Linked DNA regions of Homo sapiens: region 1 is linked to region 2. The links are chromatin loops, found by intact Hi-C in ENCODE. Cell type or tissue: CD14-positive monocyte. All regions are shown on one strand. Each heading gives the region's core, and the rest is flanking DNA. Links, peaks and the distances in the headings are about the cores only. Region 1 holds the start of PPIE (peptidylprolyl isomerase E). Region 2 holds the start of BMP8B (bone morphogenetic protein 8b).

Region 1 (16,316 bases), core at 5,032-13,031, 50 kb after region 2:
AACTCCTATAATTCAACAACAAAATGGCCAGGCACGGTGTAATCCCAGTGCTTTGGGAGGTCAAGGCAGGAGGATCACTGGAGGTCAAGGGTTCAAAGCTACAGTAAGCCATGTTCTCACCACTGCACTCCAGCCTGGGAGTCAGAGCAAGACCCTGTCTCTTAAAAAAAACAAAACAAACAATCCAGTTAATAAATAAGCCAAAGATTTGAAAAGATGTTTCTCCAAAGAAGATATACAAATGGTCAACAAGCACATGAAAAGATGTTCAACATCATTAGTCAGTAGGGAATAAAAATAAAAACCACAATGAGATGCCATGTCACACCTGTTAAGAGAAGATGTGGGCCAGGCATGGTGGCTCACGCCTGTAATCCCAGCACTATGGGAGGCCGAGGCAGGCGAATCATGAGGTCAGGAGTTTGAGACCAGCCTGGCCAACCAACATGGTGAAACCTCGTCTCTACTAAAAATACAAAAAATTGGCTGGGCATGGTGGCAGACGCCTGTAATCCCAGCTACTCGGGAGGCTGAGGCACAAGAATCACTTGAACCTGGGAGGCGGAGGTTGCAGTGAGCCAATATCACGCCACTGTACTCCAGCCCGGGCAACAGTGCGAGACTCTGTCTCAAAAAAAAAAAAAAAAAAAAAAAAAGAGAAGATGTGGAAAAACTGAAACACTCATACATTGCTGGTAGAAATGTAAAATGGTCCAGCCACTGTGGAAAATAGTTTGGCATTTCCTCAAAAAGTTAAATACAGAGTTACCATATGACTAAGCATTTCCATTCCTAGGCATATATATCCAAAAGAATTGAAAACAGGAATTTAAACATATACTTACATGTGGATATTCACACAGGCATTTACAATAGTCAAAAGGTGAAAACAATGTGCAAGTGCCCATCAACAAATGAATGAACAAGATATTTATCCAAATACAACGGAATATTATTCAGCCACAAAAAGGAATGAGGCACTGATACATGGTACAAGGATGAACCTTGAAAGCATTATGCTATGCAAAATCAACAAGGCGTGGAAAAGGACAGCTATTGTATGATTCCACTTACATGAAAAATCTAGGATAGGCCAATTCATAGACACAAAGATTAGAGGTTATCAGAAGCTAAGGGGAGGAGAAAATGGGGAGTTATTATTTAATAGGTACCTTTAATAAGTGGTTTTGTTTAGGATGATTCAAAAATTTCGAACAGAGTAATTACTGCTAACAAACACTTTAAAGTGGCTAAAATAGCCAAAAAATAAACTTAAAAAGCAGGGAGGAAGAGACAACAGCAACAAAATTTCTGAAGTTAGAAAACAAAATAGATGAGTCCTAAATGATATAGCAGACCCGAGAAAGCTGAATCTTAAGCTGGTAAAAGCCAAGAAGCAACTCAATTTGCACTCCAAAAGCTCAGAGGAAAGGGTGCAGGTAATCCTGGAGACAGTAAGTTTGGCTGAAAGCCCATTTAAGAAAGTGGTTAATCTTTGGGATCCTTTCCCTGACTCTGCAGCTGGGGGCCACCCCTCCCCAACCTGGTAGCCAGCTGGGGGTCTAGTCTTTGGTAGGTTAAAGCAGAGGGTCTCTGGACTAGGACATCCTACGCATAGTGAGGGCTGAGGTACCATAATGACAAATGGAGATTATGTGAAAGTTTATATACTGAATGTTGAGGAATTCAGCCTTGCCCTCATCTCCCCTTAACAAGATGCAGACACCTGGATGCAAAACCCCCAGCAGGATGGTCTGGGAGAAAATCAGGAATGATTACACAGAAAACTATGCAAAAACAAGGCAATTATCAATTCCAGGCAAAACAAAATGCTGTGCATGAAAGGAGGTTATCACATGATGCTTACATTGTTAAAATAACTTAGGACCTAACCAAAATTATGGTACCTATACAGGGAAGATGAGGGGGCAGGGAAGGGGATTTTAAAAAACTAATTCTTTGTTCTCTGAAGTAGAAAATCAGAAGATAATGTTTAAAATGGAAAACAGGAAGTAGAAATATAAAACTGTTATCAACATGGAAATAAAAACCAAAACACCTAAGAGTTGAAATCCGCTCCTCTGAGGAGCAGCAAATGGTGTTGGCAGCAGGGCACAGGGACAGCACCAGGGGACGACTGTTTTTTCAAAACAAGCTTTGTGAAACTGAATTGACTCTTTATATGTCTAGATAATAAAATTTAGATTAAAAAGAGAATAGAAGTCAATATTTAATAAATTACAAAGAATACTCAATAAAAGCACTAGTTACTTCTAGAATTGAGGACTGGATGTAGAGAGGGGAAAATGAATTTTCAATTTATTGTCTTAAATATTATTGGAATATATGTATATGCTATTCTTTAAAAAAAAGAATACATTATTTACTTGTATTTTTAAAAAACGATTAAAAAACAGTAAGCCAGCACTTATAAAGCTTCAAAAACACCTGCTCTGACTTATCTGTTACTAGATCCCAGGATCTGAGATGCCTCAAATCAACTTAGGTCAGAAGCAATATCAAGGACACAAGAAGTGAAGCAGTAAGAACCTGGGAAAGGCTCACTGCTCAGCCACCAGCGTCCCGCCGTTCTGACCACAGCGTCCTGCTCACCTGCTGTCATGGGCACGACATCAGAACGCAGGAGCATCTGGATGCGGCCAGCCGGCTTGTTCCCAATCTTGATGTCCATGTACACCTGAGGATTTGAGCGGGCCTTTTTAGCAATGGGCTCTCCCTAGGTGCAGAAGAAATTGCTAGTTAGAGAGAGCTCCCTGACGCCCTAAGTAGGAGTGCGAGTATTCTACACACCCACCCAGAACACAACTCCAGTGCGTAGGCTGGAGCAAGTGCTGACGGGGAAGGCCTTGGGCCCTGATAGGGCTGCAGGAGGCAGGAGCCATGGCCGTAGCACCCAGCTGGATGCCCAGCGACAGGAGGTCTCAGCACTGGCTAACCTGAGCCTCACACACGGGGGTGTTATCTCATCATGCTTGCCCTCAGATGCATCTGCTTCCTCCTCTTGCTTCACAGTCACAGAACAGCACTTTTCTGGTCCATGATCCACAACTCTCAGTATCTTCAAATGCCAGTTCCAGCCCACCCACTGTCCTCTAGTTAGGCAGACCCATCCATGTACCACCTCGTCCCTCTGTGCCTGGCCCTGCATATACACTGGCTAACTACATGGAAGCAAGGGGGCAGCCCTCTTGCTCAGGCCTAAGTGCTCAGAAGACAGTGGAAGATGTTGGGCCTTGCATTGTGCTCCAAGTAGGTAAGACTAAGCAGAGGATACAGGATGATCCAGGGGGACTCCACTGACTGTGATGGCCACTTTATGAGTTCTGATTTGCATTCAAATTTCTGGCGTGGGTCAATGTGTGGATGAATGGTGGCAAATTAGCCAAGATTGAGAACACAGGAAGACAGGATTAGAGAAGCGGGAGAATCCATTTTAGGCAAACTTAAGCTGCCCATGAGACTTGCAGGCAGAAATATCTGAAGCTCAGGACTAGAAAGAGACCATGAAGATCAACAGCATAACAGAGGCTGCATAAAACTAGAGATAGACTGCTACTGTTTCAGCTGAGAGAAGAGAGAGAAACCATGAGCCAAGAAAGAAATACAGAAGAATGACAACATTCACAAAGTACTCAGAGGAGGGGACGCCCAGGAAGCAACTGTCAGAGACTATGCTGAGAATCAGGGGGAAGTGCCCCAGCAGGTTCCCGTAGGACTGGAGAACCCTGAACCCATGTACAGGTTGAAGGAAGGGACACTACCCTATTCTGTCTCCCCTCCATTAGCACAGGAATAGGAAGACCACGACCCTTGTGGCAAACTCTTCAGTGAAGGAGGGGGACTGATCAGGAGGGGTGAAGAGGGGCACCTCAGCTTCCTCCCTGTCAGTTGATAATCACAAATCCATACCTGAGCAGAGCTGAGACACTCATCACATAGAACACAACATGGACAAGAGACCCAAAGTTTCGCCCTTGAATTCACTCGATATTGACTTTACCAAAGTACTAAGAACTCAATATTGACTTTACCAAAGTACTAAGAATTCATTATTCATTCCCTCCACTTTGATATACATATTGGCAAATTTCCATTAAAACTTAAAAAAAAAAGTCTCCTGTGGACAGCGCCGGCCTGTGCTCTGGAAGCAGGAGCTTCATTCTCACCTCCTGGGTCTCTGCTTTGGGAGGCTCTGACCCTTCTTCCTCTTTATTCTCTTCAAGCGTCTTCCCAGAAAACTTCTTCAACCAGTCATCATCTGACCAAACTGAAAGGAAAGAATCAAACAAATGTTCATTCAAGCTGTCAGCTTGAACTGAAAAGTAGCTGCTTTGGTCAGCAAAGTGGAAGATGCTATGTGGCCTGTATGCCAGACAATTCCCCACTGAGAACTCCCAGGGGTAAGGAAAGTTCCCATCCAGAATGTAGGCCCTGAAGTCCAGCTCTCAGTAGGGCTAAGGAAAATAGCTATGCCGAAAGCAAAGGTGTAGCCTTTGCTGATTTCAGCCCTTGATGGAGACCCCAGGAATGGAATATCAAGAAAACTGGGAAAGATGAGCTCAGGCAGGAATTTCTCTCATAACAGAAACAATCACTTTGGCTTTGCTGAGAAGCTCAAACTCACTTGTTTCTCTAAAAAGGTGGTGCATGCCCTTCCCAATGTGAACCATCATCTACTCCTATCTACCAGGAAGCAGCATTTAGCATCTACTTCCAAGTAAATAGAGACAAAAAATGCAACTAAGGCCAAACTGCAGAACATCACAGGGAATCTGGAAGTTGCTCCTACTCACCTGGCCTGGAAGAGCCTTCCTTAATTCTCATTGGTTTGGCCAAATTGACACGAATTGTACGTCCAAAAAGCTCAGATTCATTCTGAAAAGATTGAAAATCCAGCTGCTTAAACTCTCTTAGGTTAAAAGAGGGCCAGCCAGCTTTCCATATACTTCTGAGACACACTCATGATTTGTCCTCCCTTAATCCCTGGGCCTCTACCAGTAAGCTATGCAGCCACCCCAAAGCCACCTGTGGGTTTCAGGGAACTCACACCCCTTTCTTTCATAGCAGCACACAAAGACCTGTATTACCAAAAGTAACTCTGGGTTCAGAACACTCCAAAATTACAAAAATAAATGCAGTTTCCCAGTATTTGAGTTCACCTTCAAAAGTCAAGATAAGCTTTGAAATGAAAGAAAAATGATCTCTGACAGCTGATGAATATGTTTGGTGAATGGATAACAGAACAACAAATAAAACAACATCTCATTATCCAAAGATAATCGGTACCAGGAAAGGTCATTTAAGGTGACTCCACTTGAAGTGGTGATGAAGATTTCGTGGTAAAATTGAAAAATTTTAAAAGGCTGACTGGGAAATTACTGTGATGAAACTAAAAATAATAAAAACAAGTTTCTTACCATTAATATTCAGGACTAACTATGCACTAATCGGTAGAAAGAAATGTAACTTGGTAGAAAGAAATGTAACAGGTAGCCCAGGTAGCCCTGTTGGCTTGAGCCTGTAATTCCAGCTACTTGAGAAGCTGAGAAGTCTTGAACTCATGAGTTCAAGATTGTTAAAAAAAAAAAAAAAAAAAAAAAGAAAGAAAGAAAAGTAACAGGCACTGAAGTATTATTTTTCCAACAAAATTCTATCAACAGTATGGTATCTTTGCACTTCTTATCAGACATGAAAACTAAAAGGATCTCAAGGAAGGCACAAATACTAAAGAGCATCATCATTTTTCCCAAGGACCTTTCCAGAATATCCAAATCATTTGTATCAGTGATTTGCACCTGCCATAATTAAATTTCTCTTCTCAATTGTAAATTGGTCTAACACTTCATGAAATCCTGCTATTTTGCAAAATATGCAGTTACACCGTGCAATCAATTTGCACTGTGTCTGCAAATTATCCTAAACATGGGAGAGCCAGTGAGAGACTGGTCAACAAGGATGATGAGGACTTACATTATTCTGAAATGGCGAAGGAGTCTGAGTAAGAACTAATTTTATAAGTGATCAATTCACAGTGAATATTTTCATGTGAGAATTTTTACCTCCCCATGCAACCTTGTAACTTTGGAAGTCCAGAACACTGATATATGAATAAGGAGCCTCTGTACCACCAAAAAGCAACTTTAGTTAGAATTAAGATTCCCAGCCATACCATGTTGTCGATAGCTGCTGCAGCATCCTGCCAAGGAAAGACAAAGGTACAAGTTTAGGCTTGCAGCCAAATGCTTCTTATGGTGTCTAAACACATGCTCAGTAGCAAAAATCCAGAAAAATGCCACCTCTGTATTTCTTGCCTAGGTTTTGTGTGTTTCTAACAAAGAGCACTTCCTGGCTGATTTTAGAGCTGGTGGTGCAACAATTTGCCATCTAGTTGAAGGCACAAGAAATAATCACTACTTCCAGGCAAGAATGCTCAATGAACAGGGGTGCATGAGCTAGCTCCTCTGCAGGGCAAGAATGGGAGGGCCTGGCAGGTCTGACATGTTATTCACAGTCCAGTCTGATTATGTGAGAGACGCTTTCCTTAGAACAGCACTTACTTCTGATCTCTCTGGAAGCATCAGCCTAAGGCCCAAAAACCTAACCAAATGGTGAAAAGCTTCCTTTGTAATCAGTAACAACATCACAAACCAAGGACTAGACACTAGTAACACAGACTCTCACCTCTGCCAACTCAAATTCAACAAAAGCAAATCCTCGGTGCTTTTCTACAAAATGGAAAAACAAAAACAAGTAATTACTATGTGGGGTAGTGGGAAGAAACAGGATGGTCACAAAGTGAAGTCAGTTACATGTCGTATCCAAACACCAGAAGTTCTATCCAATCACTATTTAGGAAGAAGGAATCTCATTCTTGATTCTTCTTATACAATATTTTAAGCAATAATAAACTTTGTTTTTTTAATGGACATAGCTGAATAGTAAACTGTATTTTTAATTGATAAGTATTCAATTATTCTACGAAAGCCAAACTTAAAACCTTAACCATTGCATGCAAAGCAATTAGAAAAATAAAGTCATTTGACCTATCAATTATCTATCTAAATATATATTTTGCGCATCAACTGTGCATAAAGCATGAATCCTAAAACCTGATAAAGATGCTCAGTCTTTATCTTCAGGAAAATGCTGAACTAACTAGAAAGACCAAGCACAATAATGTTTATCATAGAACTCAGAGACTAGAAGGCCCTTAGAAAGCCAACATAACCTTATCATTTTGCAAATAAAGATTTCCCAGGCCCAGAGAGTTTAAAGACTTTGCTAACAATCATATGCAAGGTTGATGATAAAACTAGGCCTAAAACTATAATCTTAAAAATGACAACAAAGGTAAACAGAAAACTGAACTGTGGTTGTGATACCAATCGATGGGAAACCCACCCAGGGGTGCAGAGGCCAAGAACCCCCGCCCTCACCCACCCCCATTATGGGGCTAGGCTTTCCCGCTGCCTCATTTAATAGCACAGCTGCAAGAAGGTGCAGGTGGGATGGGGTACCCATCAGGTAGATTAAAACAACATTCAAATCTCAATGTAGTTCAAACCTATCTCCCTACTGGTCTATTGAAAAATCTGTCTTATCTCAACCCAACAGCTGAAGACTCTGGAAAGTATTCAGAGTTCACAACCACATGGCCTCAGAACATTCCTTCTCCATCGAGATCACTGTCACCAGACACCTTCCTGAACTTACCTGTAGTGTATACTAACCATATTTAGAATGCATATTTAGAATTGTGATGTGACTTTAATTTTTTAAGGTATTTTCCTAGTAAGAGGATTCTGAACGTGAGAGACACTAACTCACCTGTTTCATAATCCAGAGGAATCTGAATATCTGTGATGTCTCCAAAAGGAATGAACGCAGCATGAAGAACTTTGTCGTCCACTTCCTCTGCCAGTCCACCTGCAAATAAGCCAAGGGCCTTCTGAGCCACTGATCTCCATACTCTTGCAGAAGTCCTTGCAGCCCAGTTAGCATGCTAGCCAGGGGACAGGACCCTTCCATTCAGTTCTTTGGGTAAACAAACATCCCCCTCTCATCTCTGCCCACCCATACTTATGAAAAATATTCCTCTCTTCGCCCTTCTTTCAGACTCTCATCTAGTCCTGGGATTACTGCAATAGCTTCACAACTGACCTCCCTGCCTCCATTCCATCAACTCCACAAAGCCAACTAGAATGATCTTAGGAAAATGCAAATTTGAACCCGTAACTTTTCGCTTACACTCCTTCAAAGGCTTCCCACTGTCCTCAGGATAAAGTGCAAACTCCTTAGCAGTACCCACCTCTCCAGCTTTTTTGCTTTGCTTCCTAATTTCCTGGGTCTCCCGAATAATGACCCACTTGCCCCCAAGTGTCAGGCTATTTCACACCTTTGCGACTCCCTTGCAGTGAACGGCCTTGCCTCTGCTTCGGTTACGTAGCTAACTCCTGCTCATCAGCTCTGGCATCGCCGCATCCAGAATTTGCCCTCGCTTCTCCAGATGGATGGGTCATTTGTCCCGCAGCCAGGCCCATATTATCATGATCCATCCTCACTACAGCGCTTATCAAAAGTGTGCTACTGAGGTAATTCCACTTTTTTTCTGGCTAGTCTGGGAACTCCTTCCTTTATGGCAGGGGCTGGGGCTGAGCCGTCGCTGCACTGAATGTTTGTAAAACAAATGAACGAGAGGATCCGAAGGGCCATAATACTCCTTTACCGCTCCTCGGGGCCCGCTGGAGCTCAGCGGGCTAGGAAGTCAGAATAATCATTCCGTCTCGGGTTCACGCACCTGAGGTGTGTGGCAAGGCTGTTCACTGCAAGGGAGTCGCAAAAGCAGAGGCCCAAAGGTGTGAAATAACCTGAACCTTGGGGGCAAGTGGGTCATTTTTCGGGAGACCCAGCGAATCGGGAAGCAAAGCAAAGAAGCTGGAGAAGTGCGTACTGCTAAGAAGTCTGCACTTTTTCCTGAGGACAGTGGGAAACCTTGGAAGGAGTTTAAGCACAGCCAGAGCTATCGCCAGCACTACCGCCAGAGACCCGGCCTTGACAGCAGCTCGCCGTCCTCCTGGTTCAGAGATGCGTCCCACCCCACGCCCCGACCCTTGGGGGTCGCGTTCACTCAGACTCCGCCTAGCAACCCCTCCTGCTCACCCACGTACAAGACGCGCTTGGTGGTGGCCATCTTGCTCGCGCGCTTTTCCGCCGGAAGCCAGCACTCGACCCGTCCTCTTCCCCACTGTCCCGCCCCGCCCCCAACGCTTAGCTCTTAGACCCCGCCCACCCTCGCGTTGGTCCAACCGGCATCCCGCTACCCGGATGCACTGGGCGCCTTGTGAGGTGCGCAGTGGTAAACCAAGGGACGTGGTCCTCGCGCTTCCCAGTGCGCACCGTGTTGGGGGAGGGAAACCTTGGCCGAATCAACCCGATTATTATGGGCAAACGATAAACTCTGGTGCTTGGCCATCCTGCGCGTCTGTTTTTGGACAACCTGGGAGCTAAGAATGAATTTTACCTTTTGAAATAGTTGGAAAAAATAAAAAAACTATATTTTCTTGGCCGGGCGTGGTGGCTCATGCCTGTAGCCCCAGCACTTTGGGAGGCTGAGGCGGGCGGATCACCTGAGGTCAGGAGTTCGAGAGCAGCCTGGCCAACATGGTGAAACCCCGTCTCTACTAAAAATGCAAAAATTAGCCAGGCGTGGTAGCGGGCGCCTGTAATCGCAGCTACTCAGGAGGCTGAGGCTGGAGAATCGCTTGAACCCAGGTAGCGGAGGTTGCAGTGAGCAGAGATCGCGCCGTTGCACTCCAGCCAGGGTGACGAGAGCGACACACCATCTCACAAAATATATATGTATATTTTCTTAGCACATGAAAATTATGTGAAATTAAAATTTCAGTGTCCGTAAAGAAAGCTTTATGGGGACACAGCCACGCTCATTCCTTTAAGTATGACTGTGGCTGCTTTCCTACTACAAGGGCAGAAGAGCTATAGCCTGCAAAGCCTACAATAATATTTACAATCTGGCTCTTCAGAAAGAACGTTTGTCTACTCGTGTTAGGTTTTGAAAAGAAGGCAAGGGTTAAAGAAAGACACACACACACACACACACACACACAGAAAGAGGGCGGCTCGACAGCAAACGCAGGCTTTATGTCCAGCATAATAACCTACAGAAGTGGGGAACCAGCCTAATGCCAGTGCCCACCACTGCTTACAGACTGGGCAATTTATAGGTATGGGCGGTAGGGGTCTGGGCAGTATGGGTTGCTGCCTAGCAGGATATTGATATAAAGATGTTCTCATGATGAGGCGGTTTGGCCCTTGTTCCAGTGGGATGTCATCATGGTGTCCCTTGGACCTTTGCCCAGGAAGATATGAGAGGGATGTTTCTTTAGTTGGGCCTTTGTCTGCCTTGTGGTCGGGTGGTTAGGCAGGATGTTTCTCACAGCCCAAACCCCTGTGAAATGTTTCACTTTGACCAAGGTCTGCAGAATAGCAGGGAGCTTACAAAATGGTGCAGTTTAGAGTAACATCTTGGACTAAACCCACTAATATATAAATTACAGGTTGACATAGTGGTAGGAAATAATGGGACCATCTATTTTATATGGAGCAGGGGGTTAAGACCTTCCTGAGGTGACATTTAAGCTGAATTCTGAAGGAAAAGGAGCCAGAGAGAGGAGGAGGCAGCTTCCGCACACTCAAGGAACTAAAAGACCAGAGCCTGGGATGGTGGGGTGGAGGGCATATCAGGTGGGAAAGGTAGGCAGAGGGCCACATCATGAGGGTGCTGTAAGCCTTCTGGAAGATTTGGGAGCTTTGAGAAGCTGCTGAAGTTACAACAGGAGAGTTACATGCTCACATCATTTTAGACAGTGCTCTGACACTAGGCCCAGGATGGGTTGATTGGAACCCAGGAGACCAGGAAGTTAATGTAGTAGACTAAGGAAGAGTTGATAGTGGCTCTGTTCCTCCAATCCACTTGTCCAGGGTGATTTTTTTTTTCTTTTTTTCTTTGAGACAGGGTCTTGCTCTCTTACCCAGGCTGGAAGGCAGTGACATGATCATGGTTCACTGCAGCCTCAACCTCCCAGCCTCAAATGATCCTCCCACCTTAGCCTCCCGAGTAGCAGCTGGGAGTACAGGTGCACGTCACCATGCCCAGCTAATTTTTTTTTTTTTTTTTTTTTTTTAGAGACAGGGTCTTGCCATGTTGCCCAGGCTGGTCTCAAACTCCTGGACTCAAGCGATCCTCCTGCCTCGGCCTCCCAAAGTGCTGGGATTACAAGTGTGAGCCACTACACCCGGCCTAGGGTTATCTTTCTTCAAAATAAACCTAAATTCTCTAGAACTCCCTACCTAAATCACTGATGCTGCTAACAAGGTCCTTGACAAGGGGTCCATGCCTACCTCAAGTCAACCCTGACCTCCACATCAGTTCCTCACCTACTTACCATGGGCTCTTTTTCCTTGCCTCTGCTTTTGCTCATTGAGTTCTTTCTTTTCTCCATCTGGAGGCACCCACCAGTCCTTGTCAGAGGTCCTAGTTAAGCTTCACTCACCCAAATCCCCTATAGACAGAGTCCATAGTCCCCAAGTTCAGAAGTCAATTGGAATACACCCTATAACTATAGTCAGGTATGTCTCTCTCTCCCAGTAGATGAAGGTATTTGACACCACGGCCTGTACCCATTGTATTCCCAGAGCTAAGCAGTGGCTGCGCACACAGCTGACCTTACCAACCTCATGCCAAACCAGGGAGTTGATACTTATAGGAATGAGGCTGTGAGATCTGATTAGGAGAGCTCTTTGTGTACCCGTCACTATTCCAAAACAAAAGGTCACTCTCAGGAAGAATCTGACCAGGCGTCCTTTATGTGGTGTGGTATAATAAAAAATAGATACTTGGTCTTTGTCCTAGTTCCTGGCACAGAGCTTCTAAAATCATTGGAATATCCTGAGTGCTGTGTCTTTTGTTATTCATAATGAGCCCATTTTGACCCTACCTAAGTTTGTGCTAAGCAGATGACTCAAGGTAGAACCCCTAGCTCGCTTCAGGATGGGGGTTGGTCATCAGAGAAACCAACCATGTGATTAGAGGGTTGGGACTTCCAGCTCCCGCCTCCAACCTCTGAGGAGAGGAGGGGGTTGGAAATTGGGTTCAATCACCAACACCCAGTGGTTTAATCAGCCATGCCTAGGTAATGAAACCTCATATAAACACTCTAAATGCGGTTTGGGGAGTTTCCAGGTTGGTGAATACATTGATGTGCTTGGAACACAGCATGCCTAGAGAGGGCATGGAAGCTCACCAGCCCCTCTCCATTCCCACCTTGCCCTGTGCATCTCTTCCTACAATCTTTACAGCCAAGTTTGAATGCATTGTTTGGATAAGGAGGAACAAATGTCTCCTGTGGGGAAGATAGTTCATAAAAAACCAAACGGAATCTCAGTAACCTTGGTGTCTGCGTCAGCACCAGCTTCTGGCCCTCTCTTCTTTCGTAGGCGCGTGGGTCACTCACTCAGCACCTGCTTCTGTTCTTGGGAAAGTGCTGCCGCCAGCATGGAGGCAGTCAGGGGTTCCTGGCCTGCACATGGACAGCAGGCTGGGGTGCCTGGGAACCAGGAGAAGCAGTGGGTTAGCACCCAAGGAAAGGACAGCACTCGATGGTGGTCAAAGTTAGGACACTCCAACCACTCGACACCTGAATGCTACCATTCAGAATCCAGGCGAAGGGGAGAAGTAATGGTTTTTGACCAAATTCAGCGCATTTTGAGGGGAGTGGTGGTGATATAAAACTGTATAGATTCTCCATCGCGCTCAGTGCCTCACGCCTGTAATTCCAGCACTTTGGAAGACGGAGGCGGGTGAATTTCTTGAGCTCAGGAGTGTGAGACCAGCCTGGCCAATATGGCAAAACCCTGCCTCTACTAAAAACACAAAAATTAGCCAGGTGTGGTGGTGTCTGTCTGTAGCTTCAGCTACTCAGGAGGCTGAGGCAGGAGAATCACTTTAACTCAGGAGGCGGAGGTTGCAGTGAGCCGAAATTGTACCACCGCACTCCAGTCTGGGTGGCAGAGTGAAATTCTGACTCAAAAAACTAACTATGAAGCTGAGTGTGGTGGCTCACACCTATAATCCAAGCAATTTGGGAGGCCGAGGTGGGCGGATTGCCTGGGGTCAGGAGTTCAAGACCAGCCTGGCCAACATGGTGAACCTCTGTCTCTACTAAAAACACGAAAATTAGCTGGACGTGGTGGTGTGCACGTGTAGTCCCAGCTACTCGGGAGGCTGGGGCGGGAGAATCACTTGAACTCGGGAGCCAGAGGTTGCAGTAAGCCAAGATGGCACTACTGCACTCCAGCCTGGGTGATAGAGTAAGACTCCATCTCAAAAAAACATCCAAACAAACAGAAAAACTGCATAGATTCTCATCATATGTATAATAACATGCAACATAATTAGAAAGGGAAGGTGAAAAGAGCCCATCCAGAGCACACCTACTCTTCGTTGAGCCTAGTGCTAGGGAGATATTTCCACAGACATTTAGTTGTCACAAACTTGAGATAGAGATTATCTCCCCATTTTACCCAGGCCACCCAGGGAGGTCAAGCAATTTACTCACATTAGCAAAGTAATAACTGAGTATTTAATTTGTTGATTGAATATATAAAGCTCCAGTAACTATCTTTAGCAGTACAGCTTTTTTCTAAGGACCACATTATCCCCTTTGGAGGGATGCCCAGAAGTGACTGGATCAAAAGGTGTAAATACCAAAACAGTTATAATTATTATATGCCATAATGCCTCTTTCATTAAATGCTCTAGAAACATTAGCATATGATGTCAGTGATGAGCTCCAGTCTAGAAGTAGGTCCCTGAAGGCAGCAGAAAGGCTTCGTATCTTTTCATGTGGCATTAAGGTTTGGAAATCGCTTTAGAAAGCTTTAAGTAGGTGAAATGAATAGGAGTGTGGGAAGCATCATTCTCCTGTATTTCTGAGGGGAGCATTTAGACATCATAGTCACACTTAGCACAATTTGTATTTGCATTTTCTTTTTATTTTTTTGAGACAGAGTCTCACTCTGTTACCCAGGCTGGAGTGCAGTGGTGTGATCACGGCTCACAGCAGCAGCCTCAAGCCTCAACCTCCTGGACTCAACCTCCTGCCTCAGCCTCCCGAGTAGCTGGGACTACTGACTAGCGTGCACCATCACACCTGGCTAATTTTTCTATTTTTTTGTAGAGATGGGGTTTTGCCACATTGCCCAGGCTGGTCTCAAACTCCCGGGCTCAAGCGATCCTCCCACCTCAGCCTCCCAGAGTGCTGGGATTACAGGCATAGCATAAGCCACAGTGCCTGGCTGCATTTACATTTTTTAAAATATTCAAAACTAGAGGACGCATTTACTTTTTAAAACCCCTTCTCTCCAACCAGAGAAAGAGCATTTTGAAAGTGGGACCATGTCAGTTTGCTTACCACTGTAATCCCATACCACTGCACAATTCCTTGGTATTTAGTAGACTTTTAATACCTGATGAATGAAATACAGAAAACCTTCTTGCAAATAAAGTTGAAATGGAAAATTCTATTCTTAGCACATTGGGTGCCTGGGCTCCACTACAGAGGCTGAATCACAGGCCGTGGGCTGCCAACATCGGAGGTGTATTTATACAGAGCAACAGCACAAGGAGGAGCAGTGAGCGTGAGTGTGGTGGCACAGGTGCTACATGCCGCACAGCTGCAGGATTCCCAAAGAAAAGAACAAACCCAGTTCAAGTTCGTCACTCTTAGCAACCGCAGTCTCCAAGAGTCTTCCTGGATTCTTAACTGAGTCAGTGTTTGTATCATGGAGACTGTTTGAGGGACTAGAAGCTAAAACATTCTATCTGCCACTCAGTGACACTTTTCTTCGCTGATAGCAGGAGGGACAGATGTCCAAGTCTGCCAAAATCTAGGGCTGTTTTTCTGCCTTACACCACAACTTCATAGGGCTGCATTTACCAGTGCCCTAAACTCTAGTGTCTTAGGTCTGGCAGGTTCCATATTCTAAGATAGTGGTCCTAAAATATGAAACTGCATCAGAATCATTGGAGGGCTTGTTACAACACAGGTTGCTAAGCGCTACTTCCAGGGTTGCTGATTCAGTCAGTCTTGAGTGAAGCCAAGAATGCTCGCTTCTAACAAGTTCCCAGGTGATGTGGAAACAGCTGGTCTGGGGACTATACTTTAAGAACCACTTTTTCCAAGAAAGGAATGACATGTTAAAAGGCAGTAGAAGCAGCCCATTCTGGGTGCAAACAATACGGAGGTGTGTTGTCTGGACAGAATTTTAAAACACTAATAAAACAACTAAAAGGTCAGTCACTTTTGACTGGGCACGGGGGCTCACGCCTGTAATCCCAGCACTTTGGAAGCCGAGGCAGGTGGATCACTTGAGCTCAGAAGTTCAAGACCAGCCTGGGCAAGGTTGAAAATCCTGTTTCTACAAAAAATACAAAAAAATTAGCTTGGCATGGTGGCATACACCTTTGGTCCCAGCTACTTGGGAGGCTGAGGTAGGAGGATCACCTGAGCTTGGGAGGTCAAGGCTGCAGTGAGCCATGATCATATCACTCCAGCCTGGGTGATAGAGTGAAACCCTGTCTCAGAAAACAAACAAACAAACAAACAAACAAACAAACAAAAACCAGGTGCAGTGGCTTATGCCTGTAATCCCAGCACTTTGGGAGGCTGAGGCGGGTGGATCACTTGAAGTCAAGAGTTTGAGACCAGCCTGGCCAACATGATGAAACTCTGTCTCTACTAAAAATAGAAAAATTAGCCAGGCATGGTGGTGCATGACTGTAATCCCAACTACTCAGGAGGCTGAGGCACAAGAATCGCTTGAGCCTGGGAGGTGGAGGTTGCAGTGAGCCAAGATTGCACCACTGCACTCCAGCCTGGGCAATAGAGGGAGACTCTGTCTCAAAAAAAAAAAAAAAAAAAAAGTCAATCACTTTTTATTATCATCATGCTCATGCAACTCTGAACAATATCAGTCACAAAACACTCCTGAAAAAAAATCTTTCAACTGTTTCTAAGTTGAAATAATTGCTATGGATGCTCTTAAATATAAATCAAGTTAGCACATTTTATAACTTATCCTTAATAAACACTGTATTCTATACAAAAATTAATTTGGGAATCTTACTATGCAGTTGGTCTCTAAGACACTTTGAGCTACATATGCTTATTTAGAGGGCAAGTTCTTACTGATTCAGAACAGTTTGAGTTCCTTCAAGA
Region 2 (13,468 bases), core at 4,129-12,128:
CCTCCCAAAGTGCTGGGATTACAAGCATGAGTCACTGCACCCGGCCCTATATTTAATTTTTTGAGGAGCTGCCATCCTGTTTTCCACAGCAGCTGCACTATTTTACATTCCCACCAGCAATGCACAAGGGTTCCAATTTCTCCATGTTCTCACCAACACTTGTTACTTTCTGTTTTTTAAAAAAATAATAGCCATTCTAATGATTATGAAGAGGTATCATTGTGGATTTCATTTGCATTTCCCTAATAATTAGTGAGATTAAACATCTTTTTATATGCTTATTGGCCATCTGTAGATCTTTTTTTGGAGGATTTTTTAAGTATTTTGCCTATTTACAACTGAGTTGTTTATTTTATTGTTGTTGAGTTGTATGAGGTTTTAAAATATATATTCTGAAAAAAATAAACATATATATTCTGGATATTAATCACTTATCAGATATATGATTTGCAACTATTTTCTCCCATTCTGTGGGTTGCCTTTCACTCTGTTGATAGTGTCATTTACAAGGCGGGCAGATCACAAGGTCAGGAGATCGAGACCATCCTGGCTAACTCAGTGAAACCCTGTCTCTACTAAAAATACAAAAAAAAAAAAAAAATTAGCTGAGGGTGGTGGCAGGCACCTGTAGTCCCAGCTACTCGGGAGGCTGAGGCAGGAGAATCATTTGAACCTGGGAGGCAGAGGTTGCAGTGAGCCGAGATCACGCCACTGCACTCCAGCCTGGCAAAAGAGCGAGACTCTGTCTCAAAAGAAAAAGAAAACAAAAAATGGGTCCCTAAAAACAGTGGCCTATGTGTGCTTTTCTTAGGCAGCACAAGTTGGAGGAGGCCCTGCTGTTTTGGGGCCAGTTCATGGATGATTTGCAGGCCTTGGTAGACTAGTTGTACAAGTTGAAGCTGCAGCTGGCTGAGAACCAGGCTGTGTGTGGGGACTTTGACCTAGGCATGAACTTCAAGGGTGCCCCTACAATGAGGGGTGGACTCGGCTACATGGAGGGAAGGGCTGCTTGGTTGCATACTTAAGTGCACCTTCTGCTCTGTTAACCCTCTAGGGGTGAAAGGACACCATGAAAGATCCTGTATGCTGCTGGTCAGAGAGGAGGCTCCTTACTCTGTGTGTTTAAACAAATTGTTGCTGGGATTCTGCATTGCTCACAAAGATTTTACCAAAATTGTTTTGATTTGATTCAGATTTGGCAATGTGTAAATTTCACTTTGAGGTTCCCTCCACACCCACCCCTGCCCCACCCCCAATCTATTCTCATTTGGTTCACAAAATACTTTTTTTTTTTTTTTTTGAGACAGAGTTTCACTCAGTCACCCAGGCTGGAGTGCAGTGGTGCAATCTTGGCTCACTGCAACCTCCGCCTCTCGGGTTCAGGCAATTCTCCTGCCTCAGCCTCCCAAGTAGCTGGGACTACAGGCACATGCTACCCTTCCCGACTAATTTTTGTATTTTTAGTAGAGACAGGGTGTCATCATGTTGGCCAGGCTGGTCTCGAACTCCTGACCTCAAGTGATCTTCCTGCCTCAGCCTTCCACAGTGCTGGGATTACAGGTGCATCACAAAATAAATTTAATTTCAGGTAGAAATCTTCAAAAAATACCCATTTCCACTGGTTTCTAAAATAAGTGTGAGAACTCTGAAACCACTTTTAAACCATACACAACAATATTTAGTGTACTCTGGGCCTGTCATGTTGTGCTACATAATGTCCTCCTGTTTCAGTAGGATGCATTCTGATGCAATGAATCCATCTTTATCTCTGCTAATGTTCTTTATGTTGAAGTCTAGTTTACCTGATATTAATATAGCCACTCCAGGCTTATTTCTCCTTTTTTTGCATGATATATCTTTTTCAACTCATTTACTTTCAACCTATCTGTGCTTTTATATTTACAGAACATCTCTTATAGAGAGCATGTCATTTGTTCTTGCCTTTTTTTAATTAACTCATCTGACAACTTCTGACTTTTTTAAAAAACAGGGTCTTGCTGTGTTGCCCAGGCTGGCCTGAACTACTGGCCTTAAGTGATTCTCCCAACTCTCTCTCCCAAGTAGCTGAGATTATAGGCACATGCACCTCAGCCATCTTCTGACTTTTTTTTTTGTTTGTTTTGTTTTTGTTAAGATGGAGTCTTGCTCTGTTGCCCATGCTGGAGTGCAGTGGTGTGATCTTGGCTCACTGCAACCTCCGCCTCCTGGGTTCAAGTGATTCTCCTGTCTCAGCCTCCCAAGTAGCTGGGACTACAAATGCAAGCCACCATGCCCGGCTAATTTTTGTATTTTTTGTAGAGATGGGGTTTCAGGCTGGTCTCGAACTCTTGACTTCCGGTGATCTGCTCCCCCCCGTGGCCTCCCAAAGTGCTGAGATTACAGGAGTGAGCCACCATGCCTGGCCCGTCTTCTGACTTTTTTTTTTTTTTGAGACGGAGTCTCGCTCTGTCGCCCAGGCTGGAGTGCAGTGGCCAGATCTTGGCTCACTGTAAGCTCCGCCTCCCGGGTTCACGCCATTCTCCTGCCTCAGCCTCCTGAGTAGCTGGGACTATAGGCACCCACCACCACGCCCGGCTAATTTTTTGTACTTTAAGTAGAGACGGGGTTTCACCATGTTAGTCAGGATGGTCTCGATCTCCTGACCTCGTGATCCGCGCACCTCGGCCTCCCAAAGTGCTGGGATTACAGGCGTGAGCCACCGCGCCCGGCCCTGGCTTTTAATTGAAGCATTTAGTCTACTAACAGAAGGTGACCTGACCCATTGACTAAAGACTCCCCCATGAAGACAGGACTGCCTTGTTATGTTTATTTGTTTCTTTATGACGTGTAAGCACACCCTGGGAACATGATGAACTGGAGTTTTCCCAGCAGCACCCAGCCAGAAAGGCAAGTGAGACACCCTTTGGGCCCTCAGCAGTCATTTAATGAGGTGTTACGATGCACCAACCTCATGGTGGCCTCTGGAGCTGACAGGCATGACCTAGGACCTCACTATAGGATCCTGTAATATAATTAAAAGGTCCTCAGATCACAAATGCAAAGGTTAAATGTGTCGCTGTTAACATGAGATAATCTCCATTCCTGTAGCATGTTTCTCTTTCTTTCCTTCCTTCTTTTCTTTTCTTGTCCCTCCCTCCCTCCCTCCCCTCCTCCCTTCCTTCCTTCCTCCCTTCCTTCCTTCCTTTTTTTTTTTTGAGACAGAGTCTCACTCTGTCACTCAGGCTGGAGTGCAGAGGCACGATCTCGGCTCACTGCAACCTCCGCCTTCCGGGTTCAAGCAATTCTCCTGGCTCAGCCTTCCAAGTATCTGGGATTACAGGCACCACCACCATGCCCAGCTAGTTTTTGTATTTTTAGTAGATACGGGGTTTCACCATGTTGGCCAGGCTGGTTTCGAACTCCTGCCCTCAGGTGAATTGCCCGCCTCAGCCTCCCAAAGTGCTGGGAGTACAGGCATTAGCCACTGCGCTCAGGCTTTCCTGTAGCATCTTTCTTATGGAAAGCTTTTCTCTGCTTTTTAAAATTGTTTCTTTTCATTTTCTATATGCAGTAGGTATTAGCAGTCATGAATTTAACCTTATGGTTTCAGTCATGAAGATTCATGGATTTGCATTTGTTGCTGATGTACAAGAGAGCCGGTCACACAGCGAAGAGAGTGAGCCCCACTGGCCACTGACTCCTCACTTTAACACAGCTTGGTGCTTCTGTTCTTCATCCCCGTGAAATAATGAGCACTTCTCAATGGAAGCACTTCTTACTGAGTTCATGAAGGTTGCGAGATCCGTTCCTTGAAGCTGTTGAGAGACTCTTGTTTTCAGAGGCTATTTCAGAGAAACAGAGGCTACTCTGTTTCACACATACTTACTGAAACCCTAAATGCAAGCCTCGCACTGGGATCCAAAGGTAAATTAAGATGATGGTCCCTGCCTGCAGAAGCTCTCAGCCTAGTGCAGGGAACAAACATGTGAATACATGCCCTTTTATTTTGTAAAAGGAGTGGTTGAGAGAGTGAGGAAGGAAGAAATGGCTCTGCTCATGAAGGTGAAGAGGGCATCAGGAAAAGGAGGTGTTACTTCAACTGCATCTTAAAGGGAGGTAACACCTGACCAGACAGGGAAAGGGGTTTCCCTTCTTGGTACAGGAAACCACATGTTCAGGTGAACAGAAGTGTCAACAGGAGGACAGGTAGGAGGACCACAAGTATTCCCATGGGACTGCAGCCAAGTATATGGGGTTAGCAGCCAGATAAGACTGTGGAGATTGGCCAGGCGCGGTGGCTCACACCTGTAATCCCAGCACTTTGGGAGGCCAAGGCGGGCGGATCATGAGGTCAGGAGATTGAGACCATCCTGGCTAACACAGTGAAACCCTGTCTCTACTAAAAATGCAAAAAAAAAAAAAAATATATTAGCCAGGCGTGGTGGCGGGCGCCTGTAGTCCCAGCTACTAGGGAGGCTGAGGCAGGAGAATGGCGTGAACCCGGGAGGTGGAGCTTGCAGTGAGCCGAGACTGCGCCACTGCACTGTAGCCTGGGCGACAGAGCAAGACTCCGTCTCAAAAACAAAAACAAAACAAAACAAAAAAACTGTGGAGATGGGTCAGCAGCAGGGGCCAGGTGATGATGCCAGACCACTGGGTCCTGGGCGCTTATCACCTTGTGCCTTGCTGGTCCCCAAGATGTGGTCCTCAAAAAACTAAAAAGCTATAGTCACATGCATTTGGAAGAAGCCAAGTTAAGGCTAAACAGGTTTTTATTTATTTATTTATTTAATTTACTTATTTATTTATTTTTACTGCAGGATTTCTAGAGCTTACAAAGTGCTAAGTGCATGAGGGCTCTACCAAGGGGGAAATATATAGCGCAGTGTGTACTGAACCCCTTTTGCAGGAAAGCCCTCAGAATCCTCACCTGGGGAAATTCTGCTGTAAGCAATGAAAGGCCATGGAAGGATTCAGATTTTCATTTGGAAATATGCATTCTGCGGAATGAGTGAGGGCTGGGTGGGGTGGGTAGTGAGATGAGACATAAGGAGACCAGTGGGGAGGAGGTGCTCCATGAAACACCTGAGTGCAAAGGGGCGTGCACAGGCTCAGGGATTCAAGAGGCATTTGAAGGTAGAATCAATAGACTGAACTGCCCTTGGGAGGGAGGGACGTGTGTCTGCGCCAGGGTTTTGGCTTCTGGCTCTGGTCATGTCTTATCGGTCATTGGATGTAGCTTCTGGCATCTAGCAGGAAGGCCTGCCCTACTAATATATTTGGAGTTGGGTGTGACTGTATGGCGGCACTGAAGCCTCAGTGGATGAGCTCATCACCAGGTCAAGTCTAAGGGGAGAACAGGACTGTGGACAGACCCAGCAGACATCCATGTTTTAGAAGTGGGCAGGGAGGAGTGGTCAGCAAGGGAGCAGGCGTCCTTGAAGCCAGGGGAGGACAGGGTTTCAAAAACAAGAGAGCAGTGTGTAGTAACCCTCCACATGCAAGTTACAACAGCAGAGAGGTTTTCATCTATCAAACCAGCAGAGATTGATTTATTTATGTATTTAACAGTTATATCTAGTGTTGGTAAGGGTGATAGAAAATAAGCACCCTCGTGCTATTGGGGCAACAGATAATATGTATCAAAAACCATAAAAAGTGTATATGCTCTTTGATTCAAATATTCCATCTCTAGACGCCTGTAATCCCAGCACTTTGGGAAGCTGGGGTGGGCAGATCACCTGAGCCCAGGAGTTCAAGACTAGCCTGTCCAACATGGCAAAACCCTGTGTATACTAAAAATACAAAAATTAGCCAGGCATGGTGGTGCACGCCTGTAATCCCAGCTGCTCAGGGGGCTGAGGCACAAAGACCACTTGAGGCGGAGGCTGCAGTGAGCCAAGATCATACCATTGCACTCCAGCCTGGGTGACAGAGCAAGACTCCATCTCAAAAAAAAAAAAAAAAAATCCATCTCTAGAAATTCATCCTAAAGAAATCACCATGGATGTGCACAGATTATTCTACAAGATTGTTCATAACAACATAGTATATAATATAAAAATATAATTATCCCATAACATAAGCTTGATTAAAAAAATTATGATAACAATATGATGAAAAAATACCACGAAGCCAGTAAAAAAAGTGTGCAATAATTAATGGCATAGTGAAATACTGCAATATAACGTGAAGCTAATAAAGCAAATAAGATCCTGTTTTTTGTATGAAAAAATACACATACATGTAAGAAAAAGAGACATCAAATATTACCAGTGATTATCTCTGGAAACAGGGATTTGGGTGATTTTAAAATTTGTTGGGGGTAATATTTTTACTTTTCTGTACTGACCTGGCATAAGTTCCTTAATCGCTGTGTGCCTCAGTTTCCTCATTTGTTAAAAGAGGAGGTTCCAATGGTATGTACCCCCTGATGATGTGCAAAAGTGATTATGAAACTATTTTCAAAAGTTTCTACAAAAGCAAGTTACCTCTGTAATCAGGAAAAAGTAGTTCTTTTAGTGCTCTGAATAGTGTAATAATAATATTTATTTTATTTCATTTTATTATTTACCCTTGCAGAAATTTACTTCTTCGGTAAAAGACAGACTAGGCATGTGCTTAAGGAGCCAGCAAATGACCATTTACATTAATAATTTATTTAATATAGAAATTTTTATTGAAGTGATGACTTCTAAATGTGATTTTTGGGGGCATTATACACTTGCTTCGAGGTTTAATCTTCAATCCACATGGGGGGGCACCATAATCACTGGTGCCCAGGGCCCTCGTCTAGCCCCTGTGAGGCCCTTTGCAGTCCCTCCCTTGCCAGCCCCTCCAGCCTCCGCCATTTGCCCCGTGGGCTCTCCAGGTTCCACTTGAGGAGCTGCCCCCTGCCCCAGCCCAGCTCTACTGCTGTGTGACCTAGCGTAAGTCCCTTAACCGCTGTGTGCCTCAGTTTCCTCATTTGTTAAAAGAGGAGGTTCCAGTGGTAGGTACCCCCTGACGATGTGCAAGCATCACAGAAATGACACAAGACACACACTGAGAACATGCCTCGCGCGTGGCAAGTGCTGACTGTTACCTGCCATTATTAGGCTCCCCCGCCGGGGTCTCAGGGCCTTGGCACAAGCTCTTCCCTCTGCTTGGAGCACTTTCCTCCACTGACCTTTCCTGGCGCTCCAGGTCAACTCCAGGAGCCTTCCCAGTACAGTCTAGGTGCCTTCTCCTTCCGCAGCGCCTGAACCACACAGGAATAAGTAAGGCGAGAGCGCGCCCAGAGAAGAGCAGAGAGTGCAGAAAGGGGCTGAGTTAGTAGAGGCATTTCCGCGGGGATCCTTCTCCTGCCAGGCCTGCACCGGGGCCGTGGCGACTGAGAAGTGCACAGGTGGCTCCCGGGTGCTCCAGAAGGGCCCCAGAGCTCCTGGCCCGGCTAAAGGCAGGAGGCGGGTGCGCGTCTCCCCCGCGAAGCTGGATCAGTACTGGGGGCGCAGGGGGCGCACGCCGCGCAGCGAGGGCTGGCGGGGGCGGCCTGCCTGGGGCGCTGCCCAGGCTCACGCGGGAGCCAGGTGGGGGCGCGGGGAGGAGCAGCTGAGCAGGTGCCGGGAAGGAGGCGCCTGCAGCATGCCATGGCGACCCGCGCACGCGACGGCGGGGCGGCCGGGTGGCACCACTGGCGGGACCGGAAGGGCGCCGCGGCCCTAGGATCTCTGCGCCGAGGCCCGCGGCGGAAGCCACGACGGCCATGACCACGCTGACGCCCAGGCTGCGAGCCCCTCGCCCGGGCCGCCTGCCCACCCGCCACGCCCAGGTAGCACCTCGGGGTCTCCCCACCCGCGACACCGGCCGCAGCCCCGGGCCCCCTCGCAGGCGTGGCCCCCGCTCCCAGGCCCCGCCCCCGCCCCCCCATTGGTCAGTCCCGGGGTGGGGGCGGGCGACGCGGACCGCTGGGCAGGGCAGGGCAGGGACTCGCGGGAACCGCACCAAGCGGGTGGCTGCAGGAGCTCGCCCATCGCCCCTGCGCTGCTCGGACCGCGGCCACAGCCGGACTGGCGGGTACGGCGGCGACAGACGGATTGGCCGAGAGTCCCAGTCCGCAGAGTAGCCCCGGCCTCGAGGCGGTGGCGTCCGCGTCCTCTCGTCCAGGAGCCAGGACAGGTGTCGCGCGGCGGGCGCTCCAGGGACCGCGCTGAGGCCGCGGTCGCCGCCCGTCCCGCCCCGCCCCGCCGCCCGCCGCCCGCCGAGCCCAGCCTCCTTGCCGTCGGGGCGTCCCCAGGCCCTGGGTCGGCCGCGGAGCCGATGCGCGCCCGCTGAGCGCCCCAGCTGAGCGCCCCCGGCCTGCCATGACCGCGCTCCCCGGCCCGCTCTGGCTCCTGGGCCTGGCGCTATGCGCGCTGGGCGGGGGCGGCCCCGGCCTGCGACCCCCGCCCGGCTGTCCCCAGCGACGTCTGGGCGCGCGCGAGCGCCGGGACGTGCAGCGCGAGATCCTGGCGGTGCTCGGGCTGCCTGGGCGGCCCCGGCCCCGCGCGCCACCCGCCGCCTCCCGGCTGCCCGCGTCCGCGCCGCTCTTCATGCTGGACCTGTACCACGCCATGGCCGGCGACGACGACGAGGACGGCGCGCCCGCGGAGCGGCGCCTGGGCCGCGCCGACCTGGTCATGAGCTTCGTTAACATGGGTGAGTGCGGCCGCCCGCGCGGGGACCCTCGGAGTAAGCTGGCTGCAGGGGAGGGGCGCGCATCCGCGGGCTGTGCCGGGCCCTGGCCGAACGGGGAGTCACAGACGGTGGACGCGAACCACAGGGGAGTGGGACCGCCGTGGTTAGGGAAGGTCTAAGGGTCATGGGGGCCCCCTGGGCTGCGGGGTGGTCAGGAGCAGAGTGTGGGGGACTGTGGACTCCCAGGCGCTGCCTTCACCCTGCCCCAAACACACCCAGGAGTAAGAATCAGGTGATGTCTTTGCCCACCTGGGCTGCCCCGGGAAGACAGCCTGGTCCTGGGGAGACAGGTGAGTAAACAGAGGCCGGGATGCTGTCACTGTGATAAGGGCAGTACTGAGGAGAGGGACAAAGTTCAGCGTGGAAACCTGTGGTCACATCGGAGTGACCAGAGCTGAGTCGCGTGCCCTGAGTCCACAGCAGGCTCTTCTCTGTGCGGAGCCTGGGTGGGGTGCGGCTGTCAGGGGGGCGGCTGGGGAAGGAGCAAACTCAGCTCGCTGGGGCAGGGACTGTTGCCTTGTCACCCTGGGCCCAACACCTGGGATGTGATCTGGTATGGGGTGAGTGTCCAGTCCTGTGGAATGGTCCAGTGGGCAGCTGGACCCACTTTGTTCTCCCAGGCAAAGCCCGGCTTTTCCTGTCTGCAAATATCTTGTATCAAACCCTGGAGCTATTTATTCCCTAAGATCTCAGAGATTTTTTTTCCAGTACTAAACTCTTTGGTCTATGGTCATGTAGTTACTATTGGTCAGGTCACCCATCTGCTTTGCCTCCTGTCTGTGGCTAGTGACAGTCTGGGGTCTGGGGAACCAAGGACCACAGATCAGCCCAAAGTCGGGGAGCTGTGGGGCTGAGAGGAGGGAGAGGGTCCCTGGCCCCGGCCATCAGCCTCCCTCCACAGACAGCATCATTAATTCTTCATCCTCCCGACAACCCTGATAACAGCCACGGTCTTCATCCCCATCTCCCAGATGAGGACAGTGAGGCTCAGAGAGGCAGCGCCATGCCTAGGACAGCGCAGCCTCTACGCTGCTGAGCCAGGACAGGCCCAGGAAGCCTGACTGTCCATCCAGGGCTCAAAGAGATGACATTTCTGTTGTCAGGTCAGGCTTTCAAGGTGCAGAGACCTTTCTGAGGAGTCTGGGCTGAGGAAAACAGGGGACTGAGCCGCAGCAGGTTTTGTGGGGCCATCAGCCATTTGCTTCCTACACTAGGACAGAAGAGGGCATGGCCAAGCCTCTGCTTCCCGCAACCCAGAGCTGGTGGTGGAGGCGAGCAGCAGGAGGCAGCCATTCACCATCACTGAGCGCCCAGTGCCAGGGACAGGACTCTAGCCGGTGGGATCTGGATGCTGCCTTTGTAGTTAGAGGACAGGGTGGGGATGTGGGACAGAGGAGACCATCTGTGAAGCTGGGGCTGGGGCTCTGTCATCAGGACAGGCTGACACTGGGCTCAGGACCAAGAAGAGTTGTGGATGGAGTCGTCCAAGAATGTCCCCAGGGAGCCGCCCATCAGAATGCGTCACCACCCAGCCCACATCCGACCTCCCCTGGCATCCCCTGGGTCAAGGCATGCACAGCCTGGTGGGGCTATTGCTATGAATTGGGCAGGGCCTACCCCTCTGTGTGACCTTAGGAAAGTTCCTCACCCTCTCAGCCTTCGTTGCTCCTTGTAAAATGAGGTGCCTGGTGATCTGTCCTCAGGGTTGTTGTGTGATTGGTAGAGGGGCAGGAGTAGAAAGCCTGTGCTGCTCCCCTCAGAGGGTGAACCTGGACCTGGGCACTGTTGGCCCCAGGCCCTCCCAGCTGTGGCCTAGTTCGGAGGTGACAGGAACATCTCCACATGTCTTATACACATGTAAAACCTAGAAATGGATTCTAAAAGCCAATCAAAAAGTGTTTGTACCTGTTTTTAGAATGAAAAGTAGCATGTGAACTTTCACAGCCTTACAATTCCTCATTTAACTCATGTGAGACTGTTTTGCCAGCCCTGTTTCATGGGCTCAGAGAGGTTAAATAGCCAGCCCAGGGCCACACCGCACATCCGGGGTGACATCCACGGCTGTGGATTTCAAATCCCAGCTTCTTCCCACACCAGCTTTGTGCATTTCATGAAGACTTGGGGCCTCCAGCGCTGCGAGATTAACAAGCAGATCATTGTTAGTGGAAGCCCAGGCTGTGGGTGGGCGCAGCCAGCTGTCAGAAAGGCCTTCTTTATTCTGCTGTGCTAACTGCACTAGTAGAACTCTCTCAGTTAGAGTAGCTTTAACTGGTAATTACTGAGGCTGGGTGGGGCGGTGGGGGGGCATGGATTAGACACATACCAGGATGCTCTCCATGTTTGGAGGCCCCTGGAGGTTGGTGGCCCTTCTCCTGCCTCAGCCTCCCGAGTAGCTGAGATTACAGTCATGTGGGCAGAGGCCACCACGGGATCTAATAGCAGGGTCACTGTGGTGTCACCGCCCACACGCAGGCTCCCACACCTGCTCCTGCCGGCTCCACCTCTCCTATCAGCTTCATCTGACTCCTGAATAGCCAGGTCTGGTGCCCGTAGGGCCCAACTCTTGATGGCAGCCTGTGGGACCCAGGGGGCGGGGCTCTCATAGGCCTCCCACCATGGCTCAGGTCTCCGTGCAGAGCAGGTGCTTTAGGAAGCCAAGCCTGCGTCCTGATGTTCAGAGCCTGCACTGGGAGGCCAGGGCTGGGGTCAGAGCCGGGGCCCTGCCTGGCCTGTCATCCATATCAGCCTGTAGACCTGGGCTCTCTTGGGCAGGACAGTGATGGAGCGGTTGGATTCTGTCCCTGGTCTCTCTGTGCTCAGGGAGGGGAGAGCCCTGAGCTGGGAGGCAGGACCCAGGTTCTTGTGCTGCCTGGGCCCACCATTAACTCCTGCATGTCCTGAGCCACGGCCCTTCCCTTCCCTGGGCCTCTGCTTTCTCGTCCATTCTACGGTGATGGCATCAGAAAAGCAAGGTGCCTCCCAGCCCTGACCCTGTGGCTCTGTGGCAGAGGCGCCTTCTCACAACACCGCCATGCCTTGGCCCCAGTGCCTCAGGGCAGCCCGGCCCCTCCTGAGGGAGGAAGGATGGCAGGAAGGACCACCTCTGCACACTCCTTCTGAATCCTTCTCCACCCATCTCAGCAGAGAGGCAGGTGCCCATGTTCCAGATTGAGAAACTGAGGCATAAGCAGGCCTAGCAGGCAGAAGTCCAGCCAGGATCAGAATGCAGGCAGCTTCATTTTTGTCCTGATCCCTTCCTGAACCAGACAGATTTGCTCCTGTGGTCTCCGGTGGCCATGGACAGGGGTGTTGATGAACAGAGCCGTCTGGATTTGGGAGAAGCAGGACTGAGTGGGAATTCGGGACCTGGCCCGGGTCCTGCTCTGCCCTTGCCAGCCGTGTGACCTAGAAGGGTGGCACCATCTCCGTGGGCCCCAGGGCCACTTCCTTTGGTTCTTTACCAGGGACCTCTTTCATTTTCCCATTCATTCATTCAGCAAATAGTTCTGTAGCACCTACCACGGACCAGGCAGAGTTCTAGTTGCTGGGGATATAACAATGAGAGAAGTAAAGTCCCTGCCCTCAGGGAGATGACTTTCTAGTCTAGAGACACATAATACATACATGAGCCCTAAAGGTAATTGTCGGGTGTGCTAGACAGCAACGCCCCATCGGGAAACAGGAGGGGCTGAACAATGGCAGGACAGACAGGGCTAGATTGGGGGTTTCTGACCTGAGACCCACACACAAGGAATTTGCATCCTGACGCCAACACCTGATCTCAGTGTGATCTGGGCTTTCCAGTCAACCTCCCCAAGCCTCAGTTTCCTCCTCTGTAAAATGGAGATACTCATCTTATGGGGCTGTTGTGGGCTTGTGTGAGATGATACCCAGCGATGCCCACGTGCCCAGAACCTCTGCATCTCTTCCTTCATTGGTATCTCACAATTGCCGTCACATCTGTGTTTGAAAGAGAGGAGAGAGAGGCTCAGAGCAGATAGGTGGTTTTCCTAAGGCCACACAGCAGATTGTCCCCCTGCCTCCACATCTTCTGCTCTTCTCCAAAATAGCAGCTGCCTCTCCACACAGCCCAGGGCCTGGCCCACCGTTAAATGCAGTGTGTGCTGCTGAAATGGACTGTGTTGAATGGGAACGTGTGATGTAAACTGAGACTACTGCTTAAAAAATATGTTTTTATTTTCAGAGACAGGGTCTTGCTCTTTCACCCAGACTGGAATGCAGTGGCATGGTCATAGCTCACTGCAACTGCAAACTCCTGGCCTCAAGCAATGTTCTCACCTCAGCCTCCTGAATGGCTAGAACTACAGGTGTGCACCACCATGTCCAACTAATTGCTTCAAATCTTTTGTAGAGGCGGGATCTCATTATATTGCCCAGGCTGGTCTCAAACTCCTGGCCTCATCTGATCCTCCTGCCTCAGCCTCCCAAAGTGCTGGGATTACAGGCATGAACCACTGTGCCCAGCGTTTTCTTTTCTTTCTTTTTTTTAACTGCATACGTTAATGCTCACTGTTTTGCAACTTTGTTGTTTTTCATTTAACAATAAATCTTTTATCCATCTTAAAAGTCAACTATTAGGGTGACTGTATGCCCAAAGGTATTTGTCCTTGCAATAATTGAAGGTGGGTCCCTTTTCCCCAAAGTTCTGTCTGGCCACCAGAATGGTGCACCCTTTCCATCCCTAGTGACTGGTCCTACCCATTTCCGCAGTGTTTTCTCACCCCTGAGTAAATGATTATGACTGCCCTCATTC

What was found. Peaks named below come from ENCODE experiments on the same cell type or tissue, not always from the same donor. Only the 100,000 strongest peaks of a DNase experiment are listed, where the experiment ranks them.
Region 1: a loop joins it to region 2, with 2.1 times the contacts of the local background. A loop is called at or near these places in 9 of 110 quality-filtered maps.

What each region holds. Positions count from the first base shown.
Region 1 is chr1:39,731,796-39,748,111 of GRCh38, reverse strand. It overlaps PPIE (peptidylprolyl isomerase E), which reads right to left and starts at 9,230. Exons shown (of 10, transcript NM_006112.4): 1 at 9,181-9,230; 2 at 7,849-7,947; 3 at 6,703-6,746; 4 at 6,191-6,217; 5 at 4,815-4,896; 6 at 4,188-4,288; 7 at 2,614-2,737. The coding sequence starts at 9,211. RefSeq lists an enhancer at 8,973-9,182. In CD14-positive monocyte, for the core only: no CTCF peak of the experiment used is centred there; a DNase peak (open chromatin) is centred at 9,281; H3K4me3 peaks cover 1,583 bases; H3K27ac peaks cover 1,054 bases; H3K27me3 peaks cover 715 bases.
Region 2 is chr1:39,783,339-39,796,806 of GRCh38, reverse strand. BMP8B (bone morphogenetic protein 8b) reads left to right here and starts at 7,942. Exons shown (of 7, transcript NM_001720.5): 1 at 7,942-8,655. The coding sequence starts at 8,322. It overlaps LOC101929536 (a long non-coding RNA gene), which reads right to left and starts at 7,831. Exons shown (of 1, transcript NR_135805.1): 1 at 6,636-7,831. RefSeq lists an enhancer at 7,335-7,836 and a silencer at 7,391-7,990. In CD14-positive monocyte, for the core only: no CTCF peak of the experiment used is centred there; DNase peaks (open chromatin) are centred at 7,676 and 7,936; H3K4me3 peaks cover 1,509 bases; H3K27ac peaks cover 932 bases; H3K27me3 peaks cover 584 bases.